Linked DNA regions of Homo sapiens: region 1 is linked to region 2. A link is a loop called in an ENCODE intact Hi-C map of the cell type or tissue named here. Cell type or tissue: MCF 10A. All regions are shown on one strand.

The links. Peaks named below come from ENCODE experiments on the same cell type or tissue, not always from the same donor. Only the 100,000 strongest peaks of a DNase experiment are listed, where the experiment ranks them.
Region 1: a loop joins it to region 2, with 6 times the contacts of the local background. A loop is called at or near these places in 5 of 110 quality-filtered maps.

What each region holds. Positions count from the first base shown.
Region 1 is chr6:106,297,401-106,305,400 of GRCh38, forward strand. All of the region lies in intron 3 of ATG5 (autophagy related 5), which reads right to left. It also overlaps the pseudogene RNU6-344P. Among named protein-coding and RNA genes, the nearest start is that of ATG5, 24 kb to the right of the region's middle. In MCF 10A, a CTCF peak has its summit at 3,710 (motif pointing left); a DNase peak (open chromatin) is centred at 3,741.
Region 2 is chr6:105,598,539-105,606,538 of GRCh38, forward strand. No RefSeq gene overlaps it. Among named protein-coding and RNA genes, the nearest start is that of LINC02836, 30 kb to the right of the region's middle. RefSeq lists enhancers at 2,285-3,484, 2,856-3,435. In MCF 10A, no CTCF peak of the experiment used is centred here; DNase peaks (open chromatin) are centred at 1,193, 2,003 and 3,183.

The sequences.
Region 1 (8,000 bases), 700 kb after region 2:
GAAAATATTTCATAATGAAATCATGAGCTGGCAAAGGGTTTATAGATTTCTTCAAGTATTATTAACACTATTAGATGCAAGAAGGGCCAGAAGTAATAAACTAGAACCTCTCAGAGGTATATTTGAATGTATAAAAATTAATGAGCAATTAGTTGCATTCAGGGGATGTTGACCATTTTAGATACCTTTAAAACTAGAAAAATATGAAATGAAAATGTAAATTTGCTGTACTTAAACCTGTATTAAAATTTCTAATAAAGTTGTTATACACTATTCCTTTATTCTAAATTCTCTAAATTATTTGCAAAATGACTTAAACACACACACACACACACACACACACACACACACACACACACACACACATATATATTTTAAAGTTCATTGGGGCTGGGCATGGTGGCTTATGCCTGTAATCCTAGCACTATGGAAGGCTGAGGCAGGTGGATTGCTTGAGCCCAGGAGTTCGACACTAGCCTGAGCAACATGGCAAAACCCTGTCTCTACAAAAAAAATTAGCCAGGCATGATCTGTACTCAACAGAGGGAGACCCTGTCAAAATCTATTTTTTTTTTTTTTTTTGAGACAGAGTCTCGTTCTGTCGCCCAGGATGGAATGCAGTTGTGCGATCTTGGCTCACTACAACCTCTGCCTCCCAGGTTCAAGCGATTCTCCTGCCTCAGCCTCCCGAGTAGCTGGGATTACAGGCGCGTACCACCACACCTGGCTAATGTTTGTATTTTTAGTAGAGATGGGGTTTCTGTTGGCCAGGCTAGTCTTGAACTTCTGACCTCATGATCTGTCCGCCTCGGCCTCCCAAAGTGCTGGGATTACAGTCATGGGCCACTGCACCCAGCGCTAGCCTGTCAAAATCTTAAAATTTTTTTTTAAATTTCATTGGTCCCAGATGGTAAATGACGACAACTCCTTTGTCTTGGCATATTAAGAATTAGGAGATAAATTTAAACATATGCTTCCTTAAAATTATATTTAAATTTAAATTAGCTGGGCGTGGTGGCATGCACCTGTAGTCCCAGCTACTTGGGAGGCTGAAGTGGGAGAATTGCTTGAACCCGGGAGGCGGAGGTTGCAGTGAGCCAAGATAGTGCGACTGCACTCCAGCCTGGGCGACAGAGGGAGACTCCATCTCCATAAAAAAAATAAATAAAGTATTAACATAAAAACATTCTAAATATTATAAAAATGAATAATCATCCTGTTATGATTTTTTAAAAATAAAAATGAACCAGAAAAACGAAGGAGTAAGATAACCATTTACTTATTTCTATTGTCAAATTCCATAATTAACATGCGGTTCAATACAAATTTTTATGTTAGAATTATTTTCATGCAAAGATATTAATTCCAAACAAATATGCTATCTGAATTCACTGGTTCCCAGATTGCTTATTTCTAATGAATCTACTGATATTCAACACAATCTATAAAAGAAAACAGAACTGGCAAAAATTAAAGGTACTGAGTTTCTCTTACACTTTAATCTGATTTACATCAAGGATTTCAAAAGTACTAATTTGTACAAGTCTTCTAAACAGATATTATATACAGTTTTGTGAGAAGCCTTCTAACCCACAACACAGAAACCACATATACCCTAAGTAAATCATAACGTAACCATTGGCTATTATGTTGCTACTTCTACCATCTAACTTAAATTTAATAGAAAAGCAAGTAGTAAGGATTTGAACCTGGAATACGGTCCACCCTTGGTACGTGTGGGGATTGGTTCCTGGACCTAGCTGGATACCAAAATTCGCAGATGCTTAAACCCTTATATTAAATGGCATAGTATTTGCATATAACCTACACACATTCTCCCGTATACTTTAAATTATTGCTAGATTACTTATAATACCTATTACAATGTAAGTGCTACGTAAATAGTTGTTATACCATATTGGACTTTTTGTGATTTCATTTTTATTGTTGTATTATTATTAGTTATTGCTTTTTTCCCCCAAATATTTTCAATCCATGGTTGGTTGAATCCATGGATGCAGAACCCATGGATACAGAACACCAACTCTTATCCAGAACTGTATTTTCTGTGTAAATAAGAGGACCCAACTAGCTAAAGACTCAGTGTATTGCCCTATAGAAAATGACTGCATAAGAACAGTATTAGGTCTATTTTTACACTTTGTTCTTTTTCTTCTTTACATTGCTCTAGTCTTCCATATTCAATTCTCGAAATGAATATATTTTAATATTTCTTTGCTTTTTGTTTTTTATTCATTACTCCATTTATGTGTGTGTGTATGTTTGTGCATGTGTGCACATTGGCACATGGTGTAGCAATAATGGATATTCTCAGAAGGGACATGATTCTAGTATAAATATCTGTACTCAGATAGCAAACTAATACAAGTATTCTAAAATCAGCACTGAAAGAATTTTCCCCATACTGGAGAACTACTGCCCAAGTTCATGTCACTAAAATAAATGCCTCCTATTCGGAAAGTTGCTGCATTCTGATTCACTGGAAACGGGATTACATTTCATTGTAACTGCAAGCATGTAACTACAAATGCAAACCAAAGTAATTTGATGATTGCTGTGAATACTGACTTACTCTATATGTAGGACAAACACAAACAACTATAGAGTAGCAATGTGTTTCACAGCTTTCTAAGCCCATTCTTATATATGAAAAAGTTCAAAAATAATGAAGGGATACCACATATATAAAATCTATGTAAGTCACATTTCAAAAATCTAGTTTACAGAATACATTGTTAACTCCTTTATGCCTAGTTTTCCATTATTGGAACGCTAAGCTTGTGGGAGTTATGTAAACTGTTCAAGGTCACTGACAAGGTCTGATTTTTCACACACAAAAAATTTTAATCTCCTGCATAAATGGGTTAAGTTCCAGAAATTCACAACCTTAAAAAGACTGGAAATAAGACAGAAGAATCTGTTAGCATTTATGATTAAAATGTTAAATGTTTTTTAAAAAATTATACACAGGTTTTCACTAAAGCATTTTGCTAAAATCTACTTTTGAAATCACAAAGAGTATTAAATTCTGAGTCATTCTATCATGTCTATGTTTAAGATCAACATCAATACAGCCATGGGACATTTAACAACATGGATATGTTCCGAGAAATGCATTGTTAAGCAATTTCATTCGCTGTTCAAACATCACAGTGTACTTACACAAACCTAGATGCCATAGCCTACTACGTACCTAGGCTACATGGTGTAGCCTAATGTTCCTAGGCTATAATCCTGTACATCATGTTACTACACTGAATACTCTAGACAACTGTAACACAATGATAAGTATGTATGCATCTAAACACAGAAAGGATACTATAAAAATACAGATTATCATCTTCTGGGACCACCATCCTAAATGCGGTCCATCATTGACCAAAATCATGTAGCCCAAGAGTATGTATTTTTTTTTACAATTCAAAAAGTAATTTCAACTTCTTCCTTTTACCACCTGTCCTGAAAGTCAATTTGCAGAGAAAAATTTCCCATTAAAGTTATTTATTTTACAGTTGACAAAATGAGAAGCTTGTTCTAAATTTCGTGCTTGAAGGTCTAAGATCTAAACCAAAATTAGGGTTTACTTACAAAGTATTCTTCGGAAGGACCAAGAACTGGTCTCTTAACATAATTCTAATATAAAACTAACAAATATAAAATGTGAACACCAGTTGTGGTAATAAGAAACTTCACCCCTTAAAATACAATGTTAGAGCACCCTCTGCTGACTAACATCTCAGTCTGAAGAAAGAGACTCTATTTTGAGTTAGGCCAGCACTTTCCATTTCCCATGTAATTTTTAAAAGCTAAAGATGCAAAGATAAAGCTCTAATCAGACATAACCTCCTTGTAAGCTCTCTACAAATCGACAACAACAAATGTATTGAGTATTCATTATAAGTATACCACTGTTCTTAAATTTTTTTAATTCTAATTTGGACAAATTGATATAAGCAATTAGAGAGAACAGATAAGATGGGAGAAAAATTTTTAAACAAAATGTTAGCAGGTGTGGTAAAAAGAGCCCTGAACTGATACTCTCAAAATCTGGGTCCTAACTTATTTGAACAAGTTACCTTACTTATTTGAGTCTCGGTTTTCCAAATAAAAGCAAGGGGCAAATTTAGATTCATTCATTCATTCATTCACTGAACAAACATTTACTTATCCCCTCCTATATGCTGCTGGTTTAAGTACAAAGAAAAATGATCCAAAATCTGAACCTTTTTTAACACTGACATGATGCTCAAAGGAACTGCTGCTTATTGAAGCATTTCGCATTTCAGATTTTCAGATTTGGAATACTGTAAGTATATAATACAAACATTCCAAAATCTGAAAAAATCTGAAATCTGAAAGACTCTGGTCCCAACCATTTTGGATAAAGGATACTTAACCCATATTAACTCACTTAATTCTTGAAACAAAGTTACGAAGTACAAGGTACCATTATCATTGCTGTTTTACAGACAAGAAAACTGAGATACAAAAAGGTCAAATAACTTGCCCAAGGTTATACCGCTAGTAAGTGATGAAGCTGGGATTTGAAATCTGGTTTCTGACTCCAGAGTCAGCATCCTTAATAACCATTATGTTACAATACACAGTTATAACATGACAAGAATATAGGAAGTACACACGTAGTGTAGAGATGGCACAAACGTAGAAATGATCACTTTGGGCTAAAAAGAACCACAAAAAAGGTCATAGTTAAGCTAGATGTTAGAAGTATGAGCTACAGGAGGGAATATATGAATGAATAATTAATTACAACCAAAACAAAGGATGCTGGAAAGAGCAAAAAAGATTTATCAAATTAGATGAGCAAAGAAACGGAAGCCCAAAACATTATCCCACATTCATTAAAACAAGTAGCTTAGTACACCTGGAAAGACCTGGAAAGAAGTGGGATCATGGACAACCTTTACACACACATCATGCTTTAGTGTTTGGCTTTATACTGTAGATGATGGTAAGTCAGAATAGGGTTCTTGAGGACAATAACAATGTTAGATCTGCATTTCAGAAAGAAAAATTATGGCACTGGGGAAGATAAACTAAAAGTAATAGTATTAAAAGCAGGAAGACAAATTAAGAGGCCACTAAAACAATCCATGTGAGAAATCAGATGGGCCTGAATCCCGAAAAACAAAGCAGGGAGTTTAAGGCATACTTAGAAGCCAGAATCACAATCTAGAGGCTAGATGATGAGGGAATCAAGAGTGGAGACGAACATCAACAAATTTAAAAGATCCAAAATTACAGTGAGCTCTTTTTTTACTACAATAGAATCAAACTAGAAATCAATAATGAAAAGATAACAGAAAAACCACTAAATGTGGAAATTAAACACATTTCTAAAAAAAACTAAGATTCCAAAAGAAAGCCTCAAAAGAAAATTTTAAAAATACACAGACCCGAATGAAAACAAAAACAGAACATATCAAAATTTATGGTCTATACTAAAGCCTGGCTGAAATAGATATTTGTAACACTAAATGCTTGTACAACATTGTGAATGTAATTAACACTACCATGGTTAAGATGGTAAATTTTGTTACATGCATTTTACTACAATTTAAAAAAGAAATTAAGGTAAGAGCTCAAAAAAATAACCTAAGTCCCTTTTCAAGAAACTAGAAAAAAATAATAAAACCAAAGGAGCAGAAGGAATAAGATTATTAAAAACAAAAAACAGAAACCAACAAAATTGGAAATTTTAAAAAGGAGAGAAAAATCCATGAACCACAACACTGGCTCTTCAAAAAAATAAGTAAAATTGGTAAACCTCTAACAAAGCTGACAAAAATGAAGACAACACTACAGATCCTAAAGTCATTCACAGACAAGGAAATACTATAAACAACTCTATGTTCATAAATTAACAACTTAGAAAAAACAAACCAACTCCCCAAAACCCATAAACTACCAACACTCAATGAAGAGGAAATAGGCAAGCTGAGTAGATCTATATATATCAAAGAAATTGAATTGGTAATTAACATGCTCCCCAAAAAGAAATCTCCAGACCCAAGTGGTTTCACTAAAGATATCTATCAAACACTTAAAGAATTGACAGCATTTTTACACGACCTTTTCCAGAAAATACATCAGAACAGAACACTTTCGAACTCAGTTTATAAAGCCCGTATAACCCTAATGCTAAATCAGACAATAGAAAAAACAGAAAACTACAATCCCTCTTATGAACATAAGACACAAAAATCCTCAACGAAATATTATTTGGCAAACTGAATCCAACAATGTATAAAACTTATTACATTCCGTGACCAAATAAGATTTATTAAATGTATACAAGGTTGGTCCAACATCAAAAATCCATAAATGTCATCTATTATAGCAACCAGCTAAGGAAGAAAAGTGATACAATCATATAATTAGCACAGAAAAGGCATCTGACAAAATCCAACATCTATTCATGACAATTGTGAAAGACTAATACATTCCCCATAAAATTAAGAACACCAGAAGATGTCCACTCTCACCACTCTTATCCAACACAGTACTAGAAGTTCTAGCTACTCCAATAAGGAAAAAAAAAAAAAGAAGAAAAGAAATAAAAGGCCTACAGATTGGAAAAATTATATAATTTCTATTTGCAGATGTCAAGACTGTTTACATAGAAAACCCCAAAGGATCTACCAAAAAAACACCTAGAACTAGTGTGTGAGTTCAGCAAGGTTGCAGAACACAAAAATCAATAACATTTTCCATATACTAAAAATGAACATTCACGCTCGTTTTGGCAGCACATGTACTAAAATTAGAACGATACAGAGATTAGCATGGCCCTGCACAACGATGACACCCAAATTTGTGAAGCGCTCCACAGTAAAATTTTTTTAAATTATAAAAATAAAAAATAAAGGAACATTCAGAAAACAAAATTAATTTTTATCTTTTACAATATATGTGGCTTGACACAGAAAGACCTCTAGGTGTTTTCAGCAGCTTTTCTCAATATAGTCCCAGAATGGAAACAATCCAATGTCCATCAGTTAATGAATAAACAATTTGTGGTATAACCATACAGTGGGATACTCAGCAACTCAGCAACAAAAAGGAAAAAACCACTGATACACGCAAAAAGGATGAGTCTCAAAAACATTACTCGAGGTAAAATTCAGACACGAAAGGCTACATACTACATGAGCCCATTTATATGGCATTCTGAAAAAGGTAAAACAACTGAGATGGAAATCAGATCAGTAATTACTGTGAGTTGGGGGAAGGAAGAGGTAACTGTAAAGGAGTACCAGGGAATTTTGTGAAATTAAATATCTTATTATCTTGATTTTGTAAGTAGCTACACAACTGTACACAATTGTTTGAAAACTCTTCAAACCATACTCCAAAAAAGATGAATTGGCCAGGCACGGTGGCTCACACCTGTAATCCCAGCACTTTGGGAGGCCCAGGCAGGTGGAGCACCTAAGCTCAGGAGTTCAAGACCAGCCTGGCCAATATGGTGAAACCCTGTCTCTACTACAAATACAAAAATTAGCTGGCGTGGTGGCGGAAGCCTGCAATTCCAGCTACTCAGGAGGCTGAGGCAGGAGAATCACTTGAACCCGGGAGGTGGAGGTTGCAGTGAGCCGAAATCATGCCATTGCACTCCAGCCTGGGCGACAAGAGCAAAACTCCGTCTCAAAAAAAAAAAAAAAAGATGAATTTTATTCCACATTAATTATATGCTTGGGATTATTTTTCCCTTCTCACACAGAGTCTGCTAGCCAAGTAGATGAACAAAGAATAGTAAGAAAGAATTAACAGTAAAGGAAAAATAATTTGTTTTAAGAATACTCCATTCTGCTATTATCTATAACTAACTTTACTATATGTACTATTTCTTTAAAAAATCTTTAAAACCAAGCATTTGTTTAAAAAACAAAGCCCCCGGTACTCTTCATCTATGTCCTACCAACAGGAAAATAAAGTCATATTTTTCCCAACTGAGT
Region 2 (8,000 bases):
TTCTTGCAAATGTACTTTTACTTCCAATCTTACCCTCATTTTTATTGATAGCAAATGTGAGAGAAGGAAATCCGAAGTAAGTGCCATATTTTTTCATGAAACTACCTAGCATTCAAACAGTGCTTTGTTCTTTGAAGATAGTTTTACACATCCCATTTTCCTCTCACAAAAACTGAGTGCAGTAGTTAAAAGGCATTATCATCTCCACTTTTAAAATAAGGTAACTGAGACCCAGAGGAAGCATGCAAGACATTTGCCTAAGATCAGATAATAAGTTGGCAGCAGAACTTAGACTAAAACCCAGATTTCCTTTTTTTTCATTTTAGTAGTTATTTGATTTTTTAAATCCTATTGTACAATTTTTCTTTAGGTACTTTTAAATAGACTTGATTATTTTATGATCAAGACTTGATTTTATTCAAACAGCAAATATTTGGCAGTCACTCCACATGAATAACTTCTGTCTTGGTTCTAGGAATGGAATACTCATGGCAAACTTTTTATTATGGAGAAACAATACAATGATCTTTATTTCATGGATCCATGAAGTGAAATAGCATTTTTTTCTACAGAAACGTGAAGCTCCCTTTATTGATTTGTCTTTGTTTTAAAAGTTAAAAGATATAGAAAGGTGTAGTAGATAATATAACAAATATGAGTGTACATCCCACACAATTGACCAGTATGGACACATTCTATTTTTGCATTATATATATTAATAAATATGAAGCTGATATATCTCTTCATTTATTCATCTTTTGTGTACTTTAATAACATAAAATTCAGATCTTTTGATCCAGAAGCCAGAGATTGTGAGGTCACACAGACCACATGGGAACAGAAAGCTTAAAGGTCTGACAGGAAAAGTTTACCTTACCAAGCTCCTTCCCCAAGTAAAACAGAACCAGCAGACCCCCAAAATAATGCTGCTGGGCGTTCCCTGAGGCAACTGTTGGGTCATTATGTGCTGTGTTTTTCTAGAAGCTTTCTTCTAAAGTTTTAGGCAGCACCTTGGCCCACACCTGGCTCTCTAAGAGGCTTTGAGTCATTATTTCTTAAAATGTATTTATTTATTTACTAGCTCCCAGTGAAAGGGAAAGGGGAAAGGGCCTCGGGCAAGGGGAGCAACTGTAGCTGTTATTTGTGTAAAGCAGAAATACAATTGGCTGTTTTTTCTTGTCTATTCAAGTTCCCCAGATCAGCTATTAGAAAGGGAGAGAGCTGACTTAGTACATTTAGACACGTAAAGGAAAACTGAGGTAATGTGAGACCTCAGGGGCTTTTCGTTGTTGTTGAAAGATAAATACTATTTTACACTCAAGTCCTGTAATACATGTGGCATAGGAACTGATGAATGACTCATTTGTTGTTGGAAAGTGAACAAACTTGCCTAATGATATAGTTTTCTTTTCACTGTGTGTGTGTGTGTGTGTGTGTGTGTGTGTGTGTGTGTGTGTTGCATATGTGTGTCTGTTCTTTCTGGGCAATGCCTCCCTTTGACTCATCTCATATTTTGAATTATGGCATTTTTTAAAAATTGGCAAATTCATTTCATTCACTGGTTGCTTCTAATTTTAAATATGTGTCTAAAGCAACAGAACTACAAATGAAACCCCAGTCTTTGATTGTTAGGGACTTTGGGGTAGAGAAGGCAAATCAGAACAATGCCAAAGGGATATTTCTGAAAATCCATACTTCAGAGTAGATTGATTTTTCAAAGAATCATGTGCCAAAAAAAAATTAAGGGATATTGATAAAATTGCTATGCTTTATCTCTTTGGTTATAAAAATTAAATACACAGACACACGCTATAAAATTATATCAAATTTATTGTGATGATTCTTTGTATGATTCCTTTGTACTGATAGAACTATTTATTTTTCTTCTATTTGGGCTCCACCTTTTTTCCTGTTTGTGTAATTCACGTCAATGCTTTGCTCGAGATTAAGTCAGAGATGAATTATGGGTTCTGGAATGTGAAATCCTCTGTTTCAGTACATACGTATTCAACCGGGGACAGCACCTTCTTGACTGGTAGATGGGAAAGAGCAACCCAGTCACTAAGCACTGGGCTACTTTTTGTGGGTGTTCTTATGCTTGTATGCATTCCTTTTCATCAGTCTTCTCTCAGAATAACTTGGATTTCCAGGTCTCCCAAAGCGTTTTGGAATTCCATTCTGTGTTCTCCTTTGTCATGTGTATTCCAATCCCTATCTGTGCTTCTTTCTACCTTTTTGAGGTGCTATCTATCGACTCCTCATCAGGTGAAGCAATGTGAGATGACAAACTGTGAAAAGCTTTAAGAACACCCTCTTAAATTGTAGCTCTTGAGTCCCAGAGTTCAGAAGGAGTGGGAAAACCATTCTATAAATAAAAATATCTGGAGATACTCAGGAGAAGACTGGCTGTTCTAAAAGCGAATGCTAGTTAACATGGCCAGACAGTTTTTTTGCATCTTTACTTGGAAAAGAGAATCTATGACACCCTCTAAAATATCAAGCAGTCTTAAGTGGATAATGTTGCTCTAGTTGGTTTCACTGTCAAAGCCATTTAAAACTTCAGCAACTTATGAGATAACGTATCCTAAGGGTCTGATTTCTGAACATGAATTTAAGGGTCCCTCTGATGCCTGTGCTCTAAATACTTCATTAATAACATAAATGATGTCCTCAGTACAATTAAAACAATACTTTAGCTATTGATATTTGTCCCTTTAGGGATTCTTGATTTTATGTGCATGCTTATTATTTGCCCTCATATAAGCACTCACATGATATTGTCAGTAACTGAGAGTTGGATAACCGGCTTGTTTTTCAGGGTACCAATTACTCTTCCCGGCTTACATCTTGTGTGGGCTTTTGGCAGACATCAGCTTCTAGCACCTAGAAGGCACTTCCTTCTCCAGAGTAACTTTATGGAAACAAGGACTTTGTTGCAACTGGCTGAGGTTGAAATGAACACCTCCTCTCTCTGCTTTACAAAATAAGTGGAGACTAACTAACTGGCCTAGGCAAGTTTTCTGTATTCTTGGATTGATTAGTCCTTGCATTCTCTTTGCCTCTTCTCAGACTGTCTCTAAATTTAGCAATGCGATATGGTACAAACAGTCTTTCACATATGCTGTGTCACCAAGGGGATTTCAGGATTGTTTCATTGGTCTGCCTTGGCAAAGCTGACGCAATCTCCCATTGGTCTGTGCTCAGGAATCTGGGTGGGAAGTGAAAGTACAGACAAGCCTGCCAAGGCGAACTCCATCATGCAAGAGCTTGCTGCTGTGTGTGGGACTGAGACCCAGATTCGGGCCAATTCAAAATGAAAACCTTCAAATGAGTGCTCTGAGAGTAAAATGAAACTGAATCTGCTTGCTACATGTCGATGAGGTTCAAAAGATGGCAACAGTTTTGGGGTGCAAGGTCAAGCTGAAGAGTTAAAAACAGAAAGGAACCTTCTTTCCTCAGCCTAAATAAATATCCTTTCCTAGAGGTATCACTGGGAAGGTGGCACAGAGGAAGGTCAAGTGATCCCCTCTCTGGGGTCCACATGCCCGCTGCTGGGCCACACCTCACCCAGGCCCTTCCCTTGTGAACACCTCACAGAGGGACTGGCTCCAAACTGACCCTGAAGAATTATGTGAAATCCTTCTCGTTTAGAGCTTTAAAGGGTGTAAGAGAATCATGAGGATTTGGAAAAACTAGGACTGGGTCCATGTTTATGCTTGCAGCCTTTTACCAACAAATACATATGTACATATATGTACATATATATATATATATTTTCTCTTTAATGTTTCATAAGATATTTTTATCACCTAAATGAAGATAAATTAGCTGAGCTTGTTTGGCATAGAACATATCGCAATATTTTTTATTTTTAAAAATTTGTTTTTTTCTGATTATCAATTCATACTCATTGAAAAAATAGTCAAATGTTACAGAAATGTGTAATAGAAAACAAGAGGGTTTCCCTTTCATCACAACCCCAGGAATAACTTTCATTAGCAATTTGCTTTATATCCTCAGTTTTCTCCCCACAGATGCTCGCTCTATCTATCTATCTATCTATCTATCTATCTATCTATCTATCTATCTATCTAACTATCTATGTATCTATTTTTTATGAGAATAGAATCTCCTTGATATACTAATAAATTGCTTTTTTATTCTACTCAACTACTTTTCCATGTTTGTTTATAAAGATATCATGTTTAGTTTTTAAAACTAGACTTTAAAAATTATATAGGTTTACACAGAATAAAGAACACAGAGAACTCTTTATTAAAAATAAAAGTGCTTTCCTTCTGTCCTCCACCCCACAGTAACACTGTGGTCTTTGGAATCTTGCAAAAACATACACAAGGGTACGCATATGTACTTGTTTACTTCTGTGTATTTTTTTTTTTTTTACATAAATGGAATTGCACTATATAGTTCTGTAGCTCAGTTTTTAAAATTTGGTATTAAAATGTTCTTTCAGTTAGGGCCAAAGGGCATTTAACTTCAAGGTAAGACCCATTCCAGGACGGCAGAGATCATGTCTGTCTTGCGTATCCCTGTGTGAATTTTGCCTGACATGTTGCAAACACTCCGTATGGAAGTCTTGAGGGTCTTCTGCCCCAGTCAGAAAACCTCTGGGAGAACAGTTATCCCCAGACCTCAGACGCTCGACGGATACATGAGAAGCTTTCTTTGATGGATTCGATGTCAGGATCTCCATGTGAACTTCCACTTAGAGGTGTCATGCTATGGTGAGTCCCATTCCTAAGCATGGTAAAAATTTGGTGCCCCAAAGTCTATAGGGGAGTGCACGTACATGGCTGGGGAGGGAATAAAGAGGCCAAAGAGGTCAGCAGCCCTTGGTGCTGCTGAAATTCTCCCTAAACCAGCAATCAATAAAATACATCTTATCTTCTTTGGATTAGAAAATTCAACTTTGATAGCAGAACAAGTATTCTTAGTAATTAGTAAGATTATTAATAAAGAATCTTAGATTCTTAGGGGATTCTTTTAGTGAACTACAAAACTAGTTGTGTGCATGCATGTGTAAGCTGAAATATATCAGTAACAGTATTAAATAATGTGTGTATTTGAGTTCTAATATATCAAATTACAATTTATTTAAGATATGCATCCTATAATACTCTTCCTCACCAAACAGTTTCTAATGTGATAGTTGGTTTTTAATTCTCTAGTGCTAGAAAAAGAAAGTGATTCATGTCACTGAATTTGAGCATCATTTCAGGGCATTAAAAAACCCAAATAACATTTCAGAAGACTTTTGATCATAATTTTGGGGTTAATAGAAATTAAAATCAATATATGGTAGCTTTGAGTAAGAGACAAAACCTATCTACTGGAGAGACTTCAAAGGTCAACGGATCCCAGAAAGGCTCTAACTTATTAGAGACATTTATCATGCATTGCCTTTGGGACATTAAAATGTCACCCTCAGGATTTATGGTTTTTGCAAAATGTGTACAATTTCTGTGGGGAATTTTTCTTATCCCAAAGGACAGGGATAATAGAAAGGAAGCCTTTTATTAGGGCTTACTTTTAAAATGTTCTGAAAGCACTAAAGAGTCAGGATGACTGTTGTCCAGCTGGCTACAGGCAGTTGGCACATAAATCACAAGGAATTGGCCATAGTGAGACTCTGCACAGAACAGCTTGCACAAATTGGCAACTGATCATTCCCTCTCCTTTATTTCTGTATAAACTGTTTACAGAAAACTATGCGGCAGAGTGTCTGAGAATAGTGACTTTCTAATCCCTAGTAATTCCTAGGAAATGTAATTGTAGGAACAAATTTCATAAAGTATCTTCAGTCTTACATAAATCTGTGTAAATCACAGATCCCTTTAAATGCCGTTTGGATAGCAGAGCTCTAGCTGGAACTGCAACCTGACTTCCCTCTGGAGCTTCCTGAAGGCAGCTTGCTGATTCCCTGGTGGAACCCTTGCCTTCCCAGACTGACCAACCCTTGCCAACAGCCATCAGTTCTTTCCAGATAATTCGGGACAATGTCACCCCCTTTGCTGTGTCAAGAACTTGCCCCTTGAATTTTAAAAGCATCTGCCTTTCATAAGAAAACTCAATTTTCTGCTGCTGACTTATTTACACACAGAGTTGCAGATGCCTAAATTGAAGTGACTTGTTGCTATTCTTGGCTGTGAACAGGCTCTCTCTGTTGAAAACTGAAAACCTGTGTGGTGGATGGCACGAGTCCTGTTGAATGGTGCAAACGTCCCCTGCACAAAAGCACTATTAGGATGAATGAGAAATGACAAAGTGAGAACTGGACATAATTTGTTAACAGCTTCCGAAGTTGATGAGGATCAATGAAGATCCTCTTGGAATGCAGGGTATCCATGTTCTTCTTTCAACTTGCACATCATAATAAAATAATAGTTTGTGTTTGTACAAATGTATAAAATAAGTAAGTATCATGTTAAAGACATAGATCTGTGAACACAGAGCTGGTAAAGTTTTCTTTCTGCTGTTCACATGGGGAAAATCAGATGGCCCAATGTAGAAATGGACACTGAATTTGGTTGTCATCCAAATGGGTCCATGTCACTCTTCAAAATGTATCTCCAGTCCTGCCCCCTTCTCCATTTGTGCTGTCACTGACCCACCCTAGGCCTCTAGGATCTCTCACCTGGATGATGTCTGTACCCTGCTAAATTGTCCCTCTCATTGGCTTCCATTAATTTATCTTTTTGGACCATTGTCAAATTGTGATCCATATATTACCCATACCTATTATGTCATTCCCGTTTATAACCTTTTGGAGTTTTTTCTCACCTTACAGAATGAAGTCCAACTAAGACTCTCAGTGTCACCTCTGCCTGTTGCTCCAGGCTCAGTCCCACGCTTCTGTGGGCATCCTATGCTAATAGGTTTGCATTCCTCATGCTAAATGATCTCTGTCACCTCTGTGCCTTCGTTTCTGTTGCCCTCTCTACCTGAGACATTTTCCCCTTTCTCTTGGCTGGCCTAACTATTGATTATCCATTAAAATTCAACTCCTATACTGCCTTCTCCAAACATCCTTCCCTGGCACACTGTCCATCAGGGTAGGTAAGCTGCCCAGCCCCTTGTGGGCCCCCTAGTCCTGCAGGCTTTGCTCTCACTGCACTTGAATATTGGAGCATAGTAACTGCAATGTTTGGAGTGTTTTTCTCCCCTGCAAAGTTCACATCTAACCCCCAAATTGATGATATTAAGAGGTAAGGCCTTTGAGAGGTGATTAGGTCATGAAGCCTCCAACCTCATTAATGGAATTAGTGTCTTTATAAAAGAGGCCCAAGGGGACTTGTTCACCCCTTCGGCCATCTGTGAGTTGGAGAGCTAGCCCTCAAGAGACACTGAATCTGGTGACAACTTGATTTTGGACTTCCCAGCCTCCAGAACTGTGGAGATAAATTTCTGTTGTTTATGAATTATCTGACCTAAGATACTTTGTTATAGCAATCTCAATGAACTAAGACAGTAATCTAATTATGCATCCTCTGGTCTATGACATGCTTGAACACATAAACTGTAACTTATTCATTGTTGTGTTCTCACCCAAATACAGCACCACATCTGACATATAGTTGGTACCTCATAAATGTCTGATGAATGAATAAATGAGGCTGGATAGGCAACATGAGGTAAAAGAAGAGTTTATATTTTCATACTAGGTTTATGGGGTTTATAGTAGGTTTTAGATAAGATTTATGGTAGGTTTTACATAAGTTTATATAAGGCTTATAAGAAATATATGCTTATTTATAAATAAGTAGAATAATTAAAAATAATTTATAGAGCTTAAAAACACATTAGAGAGCATCTAGTCCTATGCTTTTCTTTTACAAATGGGCAACCAGAAGCCCAGAGAAGTTATGACCTGTCCAAGGCCCCACAGTAAGGTAATAACCTCTGAACAGATCCACATATAGTATTTGTGGGGCCCACTGTATGAATTGAGGTCTGTACAATATATGCTTTAATATTTATGT